2 separate regions of the Homo sapiens genome follow, and region 1 is linked to region 2. The links are chromatin contacts, found by Hi-C or POLR2A ChIA-PET in ENCODE. All regions are on one chromosome and are shown on one strand. Each heading gives the region's core, a stretch centred on a gene start or an enhancer-like site at or near the end of the contact. The rest is flanking DNA. Distances are from core to core; before and after follow the strand shown.

What was found. Hi-C counts contacts between places; a loop is a spot of excess contacts on that map. ChIA-PET counts read pairs that join two places held with the same protein, here RNA polymerase II (POLR2A). Pooled maps may share reads with other maps.
Region 1: a map of natural killer cell shows a loop between it and region 2 (2.1-fold over the local background). The contact joins two enhancer-like sites. A Hi-C loop is called at or near these places in 3 of 168 maps with a recorded cell type or tissue (CD4-positive, alpha-beta memory T cell, naive thymus-derived CD4-positive, alpha-beta T cell and natural killer cell) and 8 of 50 pooled maps. POLR2A ChIA-PET finds 5 or more read pairs at or near these places in 7 of 52 experiments (AG04450, CD4-positive, alpha-beta T cell, CD4-positive, alpha-beta memory T cell and 4 more).

The regions. Positions count from the first base shown.
Region 1 is chr1:41,809,788-41,813,664 of GRCh38, reverse strand. All of the region lies in intron 1 of HIVEP3 (HIVEP zinc finger 3), which reads left to right. Among named protein-coding and RNA genes, the nearest start is that of HIVEP3, 110 kb to the left of the region's middle. Within about 2 kb of position 1,469, at least 12 of the 41 ENCODE cell types and tissues checked have a DNase peak (open chromatin) inside an H3K27ac peak, as active enhancers do.
Region 2 is chr1:41,682,241-41,685,700 of GRCh38, reverse strand. All of the region lies in intron 2 of HIVEP3 (HIVEP zinc finger 3), which reads left to right. Among named protein-coding and RNA genes, the nearest start is that of EDN2, 200 kb to the right of the region's middle. Within about 2 kb of position 1,525, at least 5 of the 41 ENCODE cell types and tissues checked have a DNase peak (open chromatin) inside an H3K27ac peak, as active enhancers do.

The sequences.
Region 1 (3,877 bases), core at 220-2,719, 130 kb before region 2:
CCTCCTACTTGATGGCTTTATGGTTCTCAGCCTTCTCCCTTTGGCGTAGAAGATCTGTCCTCTATGGCTAGCAGCCAAGAGGAGATTTCCACAGAGATTTCTATCCACTGTGGTCCTGCGGAGAGAAGTCGCACCTGTTAATGGCTGGGGATGGACAATTGCAAGGCGGTATGTGGGTGCACAGTCTCTCAGGCACCCTGTGTGTCACTAGGTCTTGCCAGTGTGTTTGGGAGGAGGACCAGCTGGTGAACATTGCCTGGCAGCAGTGTGAGCCACTGTTTTCCAGCTGCCATGATAGGACTGTTTCCAGATCACCAGAAAGACAGGGCAAGATTGGCGCCTAGTGTTGCTCCTGCTGGTGGAGGCTGTGGGCCAAATGGCAAGAGGACTAGATAGGGTGATGGGGGGCTGCATGACTGGACTCCAGTCCCACTTCTGCTTCTTACTGGCCATGGAACCCAGAGCCTCAGAGCCCTCATCTCGAAAATGAAGGGGTTGTTTGGGAGGCTGAGGCAGAAGAATCGCTTGAACTTGGGAGGCAGAGGTTGCAGTGAGCCAAGATCGCACCACTGCACTCCAGCCTAGGCTTCAGAGCAAGACTCCATCTCAAAAATAAAATAAAATAAAATAGATAAAATGAAATGAAGTGGTTGGATCAGGGCCTGGAGACAGCTAAGGTCCTTCTTGCTGTAGGAGTCTCAGAGGCCCCAGAGTGCATAGGCACTTTACCAGGTCCAGAAAGCGCTTGGCTCTGAGTGCTGCAAGGACCGCCCCCCACCCCCTCCACCCATCCTGCTAGGCTGCATTTAAGGAGCAGAGAACCTTGGCAGTTCTAACTTATCTGTCCCCCCACCCCCAAGGAGGAGTGCACCCTCAGGGAAGGGGACACTCTGTTTTTCACAGACAGGGAACTGTTGGAGTGGTGGCTTCGCAGCCCAGCTGGCCAGTCTTCTCTGGGGTGAGCAGCCCAGGTCCCCCCCCACCCCCTACCAGCCTTGGTATTTGCTAATTTCCCTTCCCAGGATAAATGCGTCACTATCACTCTTAAAATGAAGTGTCCAGATGGGAACACAATACAGATGTGGCCCAGTCATTCCAGAGGAATGCAAGAAAGCTGCTGAGATTGTCTAGAATTCAGGCATTTCCTCAGTGGGCTTTATCCTCTATTTATTCCATATCCATGACATCTTATTTATTTTTTTGTTTTTGTTGTTGTTTTGTTTTGTTTTTAAGACAGTCTTGCTCTGTTCTCCAGGCTGGAGTGCAGCGACATGGTCATAGCTCACTGCAGCCTTGAACTCCTGGCCCTAAGCGATCCTCCCTCCTCAGCCTCCCCAAATGCTGGAATTACAGGCATGAGCCACTGCACCCGGCCCATGGCATCTTATTAAACATCTGTCCGTTGCAAGCTGAGAAAGAGGTTTCTGTTTGTGCTCCTCGTGTTTGTTAAGTTTGCTTAATGAAGGCCCTGTTTAAAGGGAAGGACTGCCTCTAGCTCCCCCTAGAGGATAGCTGGCTGGGATTCCACAGCCTCAGCCCTGGGAGCACCTGTGTATGTCTCAAAGCAGCAGAGAGATTAATGACCTGGGTCATTTTGTTTATTAAAATATCACCTTGGGGGTTCTTTATACCATTGTAAAAATGGTTCAACTGAGTGCCTTCTGTCTTCTTAAGCCAGTGCCTCTGGACACTCTTCTTTGTAACTTGGGCACTCGGGGGCTTCTCTGGGCCTCTGCTTGCTCATCTTTAGAATAAAGTATTTTTTTTTCCAGTTGTAAATTAATTATATGGTTCTTTATATTAATTGTATGGAGTTAGATAAGGACTCATCTGTACAACTACAGCAACTGCGATTTTCGTATTCCCTCTTTTAGGAATTTATTATAAAAAGGACTCAACCTTTTCCTGACTTTATGCCTCCAAATTCCCATTTCTCACCCTCTCCTGACGTTTCGCCTTTCCCCACCCCCTCCCCGTGGTGCTCCAAGCTCAGTGGGTGGCAGCACAGCACGATGGTTCAGGACAGTGTCTCTGGAGGGTGCTCTGGGCCCGTCACTAACCAGCTGGGCGGCCCCAAGTGAGTCACATAACCTCTCTGTCTGCCTCATTATCTGTAAAAAGAGGATGTGGTAGCATTTGCCTAACAGCAAATGTAACTGATAATTAATGCATATAAAATGCTTAGAATAGTGAAAAATGGTGTTCAAAGAAGCATTCGTTGTTATTGTTGTGTTTCTATGGGGTGAGGTAGCCAGTAAAACCCAAGGTTAACACCAGACTGTTTTCCTCTAGGAAATACAACAAACAAGCAAGCAGAAGACATGGATCCTGAAGTTTCTTATGAGCAGGAGACTAGCACAGACCACTGTTCCTACCATTGGGAGGACAGCACACCTGGCTGGCTGCCAGAGTGGGCCTTGGGGAGTAGGAAAAGCCAAGGGCTTAAGAGATGGAAGATCTCCTGGGTCACACCCAGGAGACTATTCACTAGCTGCCCACTGGGCAATAAACACCAACTGAGGACCCAGGTGACACAAACCCTGCATTAGGTACAAAAAAAAAAAAAATCTGGTCATTGGAGGACTCAGGCCAATGGGGGAAATAAACTGGTCAATAAACAATCATAGTGCCCTGTAAGGGCTGGAAAAGGGCATCCTAGGAGTCTGCAGTTGATAGGAAGGGATTGGGAAGGGCACAAGGCCAAGAAATAGGACAGGCAAGATCCAAAGGAGTGAGGACTTGGTGATGTCAAAGGCTTCAGGGCCATTACAGGCAAATCCATAAGCCACATGCCACATAGGCCACCTGGCTTCTTAAAGAGATCCACACTATAAATTGGAGGTGAAAAGTTAGAAAACTACTTCTTAAAATGAGGTACAACAGTGAAGCCAAATTTATTTTGAATTGATTCTTTTTAAAAGACTGTAACCATATATAAACTCAAAATAACCACATTTCACCATGACACTGTTTTTAGGGGCCCAGCCAGGAATGAGGGTCAGTACCTTGGAGAGCTCCAAGGGGTTCCAAAGGGCTGAGGCATGCACTAGTTCAGCATGAGGCAGAAGCATAAGCATGAACCTACCAGGATCAGTGTGGGGCCAGCCCCTACTGGTGTGGGCTTCCATTGCCAAGGCTGGTGCTTCTCCTCTTAGATGGAGGTCCCAGGGACTAGGAGATGGTGGATGGGGGGCAAGGGACCTAAGATGGACATTTGTTATCTGCCCTCTCTCTGGATGGAGTCTTCTTGGTACCCAGGAGAGATCATTGCACTCATCCTGGAGTCAACTAGTGGGCCCTGATGCTAGGATGCTTGTGGAGTTTTGCTTTCTTACAAGTGGTTGATCGCACTTCTTCAGTGGAGGTGACTTAGTTATTTGAGATAAGCAACTGAAAGGATTGTTGCTGCCTGAAGGCAGAATCGAAAAACTGGGACAAGCTTCATAGCAGTTCTGCCATTTCAACCTCTTGGATGTGGATTTCTACAATTACCCAATCAGTCCAGGTCTTGTGGGCAGCTGGGGGACTATCTGTGAGATGGAGGGTGAGGCCTGACTTTGAAATGTTTGTTGTGGCTTTTGGCCCTGAACACTGGAGCCTGATTAAGTTTTATGCCAGTCAGGTATAAAACTTGACTGGCTGCAATTTGGGCAGCTGCACCCACATGCATCTGGTGTGTGCATGTACACTGTTCTCTTCATCAGATGGACATGTCGTTTGGATATTTCTCTCCTGGAATGAGACATTGAAAAGTAATTTATAGCTTCAGGAAAGTCCCCAGTCAAGCATGGACTCGGCGAGATGGTGATGTCAGCAGATTTATTCTCAGGGACCTTCCCCTTTTTCTTTCATCTGAACCCTCCTCCCATTCACTTGT
Region 2 (3,460 bases), core at 276-2,775:
AAACCCTGACTCTGTTCCAAAAAGGATTCAAGGTAGAAATCGGGTTTGTGATATAGTAAGTGCTACAGTTGAGGTGGGGACCTGGGTTCATGAGAGAAAGATGATCTCTTCCCGTGGGGAGTTGAGCTGGGCATGGGGGCAAAGCAGCATGGCCCACTTGGTGAGCTCCCAGGAGCCCATGTGGCTGGAGAGGGGGGTGAATGCCATCCATCCAAGGGATGTGCTGTGAGCCAGTCCAGTTCCCTTGAGGAACTTACAGTGCAGTGGAGGAAACAGGCAAGGAAACAAAGACTTGTACTGTATCTGCAGCCTCCCCGCCTTGCTCTCAAGGACCTGCTCTCAACATATAGAAAGCCACAAACTGAAGGGACCTGCAGCAATTCCTGTGGTGGCCAAGGCAGGTACTCCTACAGGCCCTGGTCCTCCTGGATCTCTGCCCTCAGGCTGCACTCGCAACAGTCCCAAAAGCATTTCTGTTTGGGGGAGTAGCACCTTGCATTCAAACAGCAAGGTACAGTTTGCAAAACACCATCACATCCGTCCTCTTGTGTGTTCCTCCAAGAAGAAGGCTGGGGGAGTGCCAATTTTTCAGTGTATGGATGGGACAGTGGGGGCTCAGAGACAAGTCTCATTCCTGAGAAGTGTCAGAGCCAGGACTGGAATCCAGGGAGAAGGAGAAGAGGCCCTGTCCACACAAGCACGTGGTGATAGGGCAAAAACAGGCACTTGACCATATAACAGTAAGAGAAGGTTCTGTAGCTGGTAGGAGAATATTTAGGCTCTGGAATCAGACAGAACCAGGTTCACGTCTGGCCATGAGCTGTGTGCCCTCACCTCACCAGTGAAAGAGAATAATGGTATCCACCTGGCAGGTTGTTGTGAAGATTAAATGAGAGGATGCATGTAAACACACCTAGCATAGTCAATGATGTCAAGAGCCAATGTGTCTTAAGTTCATGGTCTGCGGCTGGCCATTATCTCATCTAATCCTGCAAGCAACCTACAAAGTAGATACTGTTGCATGTAATCTCATTTTACAGATTAAAGAAACTGAGTTCAGGGAGGTTGATCAAAGCACCCATGGCCAGCAAGTGATGAAAACTGAAAACAGGCCCCAGAGCCCAGCTATTAAACATGAGGCAGTAATTACACCTCCTCTCATCTCACTGATGAACCTTCGGCCTGCACAGGTTCAGCCAGATGCCAGGTCTATGGAGGTGACTCCTGACCCCAGCAGGAGGGCAGCACCATGGGACTGTACAGCAGGGAGTCGCTGGAGACCCTGGAGAGGCCATGTGAGCTTGGCCTTGGAGGAAATGGTCAGCAGCTGCAGCCTTGGGAAGGAAGGGCTGGAAGGTCACTGGCACCAGGCAGAGCTGCATGGCCAAGGTGGTTGGTGGCTTTGGACTAACAAAGTGGTGACCTGGAATCCAGCAGGCTGGGCTTCCCTTTCCCACTTCCTTCCTCTGCTGCTTGTCTCGCTGAGTCACCTCCAGGAAGTCAGAGTGGTGAGGCAGACAGTGAGGAGACCTGGGTCCTCCCGCACCCCTGTCCCCACCTCCCCTCATGACCCTGGGTTAACCACTTCCCCTTGCTGGGGCTCAGTTTCCACATTTGTCAAAAGAGCAGACTTGATCTCAAGGTCAGGCAAAGGTCTTTTTTAAAGGCAGTGCTTTTGGAAGACAGGACAAAGGACCACACAGCTGCTAACCAATTAGGAACTGATAGTCATCTGAGCTCTGTAGCAACACCCTGCACCCCACACAACTTGCTGAGTTCCTCCATGGGTTATGAGGGTCACCAGCAGTGATAGGACCAGGAGGGTGGTGATGGGAAGAACCTCGAAGTGCTGGTATAGAGATGGCAGTGAGGGGCAGCACCACAGAGGGCTGCCTCCAGGTCCTGAGCCTCTTCTAACTTAGCTCTATCCTCTGCCAGGCTGCTTTGACTCATGCTCTTGAATTTTTACTGAGTCCTGGGCCCTAGTGAGAGTCCAAGAAGATGCTCCAGGATTTTCAGTGTAGGTAAAATCTCACGGGAAAACACACAGCCATTGTGGGCTTCCTCCCAGCCTCCAGCCATGGCCATACCAGCCCTGAGCCAGGCAATAACCCTTTCCTTTACTCAGACTCAAGAGAAGCTGTTTTTGCTGAAGTTCCAAACCTGTTTATAAAACTTATCCCTAAGGACTCCATATTCTGAAGTCACCGTGAACTCATCTCTGCAATGATTAATTGTTAGCACTTCACAGCTCCAGCTCTGAGATGCAAGGATGTCTGTGGCTAAGAGGAGTTCCCATCAGTGGTGAAGTGTTTGTTACAGGGCCTAGGGGGTTGCCTGGGTAAGGGATAGAATAGGATTATGTCATATGCCAGTGCCTTTTCCCACTTTGGGGTTGGTGGAAGGGAGCTCTGCATGAGGCACACGGACTGCAAATATAAGGCTCTTTTCCTACCAGCTGGGGTCCAGTTGGCTTAGTGTAGCTTTCAAGTCCTTCTTGATGTGGCCTTGCCCACTGCTTCAGCCTTAAAGTGCAGGTTCCCTTCTGTTTTGGGGGCTTCAGCCCCACCACTTGGCTTGGGCAGATCCCCATTTTGCTGTGTTGTTTCATGTTTCTCTGTCTTTGCACATTTCTCTTTCACTGAACCACCCACTTCCTCTCATCTCCCATCTCCACTTAGTCCTCTTGTAAACTCTCATTTAAGACCCAGTTTAGATGTCATTCCTTCCATGGTGTCTCCCCTGACCTCCCCCATCTTCCGTGGTGGCACTTTTGTGCACATTTCTGTTATTAGATTTTCACCCCGCTTTGCAGCTCTTTTGGTCCATGTCTGTACGGCTCCGTGAGCACCAGGACTAAGTCCCAGGCCAAGCCCAGGGCCTGGAAGGTGTCTATTGGAAGGAATAGAAATGAGTCCCCCAGAGCACAGCCCTGAGTGAGCTTCCGCAGGCTCTTACTGAGGTCTCAGAGGCAGCAGGAGGGTGGAGAGGCCTAAGGGAGTTTGCACTGAGCCCCCTTAAGACTTCTCTACCACCAAGAGGTCCTGCATCCCTAGGCACCACCTGTCCCCGGCTGGGCGTCAGTTTCCACTCTGAAAACTGGATTCATTTCTTTGGTTTGTCTAGAGCTGGTATTTCTTGGTGTTTCTGGAAAGTCTGTAAGGCAGCTAATGCAGAGCTCCCCAAGACACCAACCACAGGGTATTCGGCGGGGTCCTCCCTCTGCTTCACTGACCCGTTCCATCAACCCTCCCAGAGCCTGCTTGGGGCTGGGCCAATTCAGGGGCTGGGAGCACAGGGAAGAATCAGGCTTGGTGCCTACCCTTGAGAGCTCACGACCTAGGTAGGGAGACAGACACATCCACAGCAATGCCATAAGCACAGAGTGCCACGGAAGCCAGGAGGAGGCCAGCCCTGAGCCACCTGTGGAGGTGCTCAGAGAAGACTTCCTGGTGGGGAT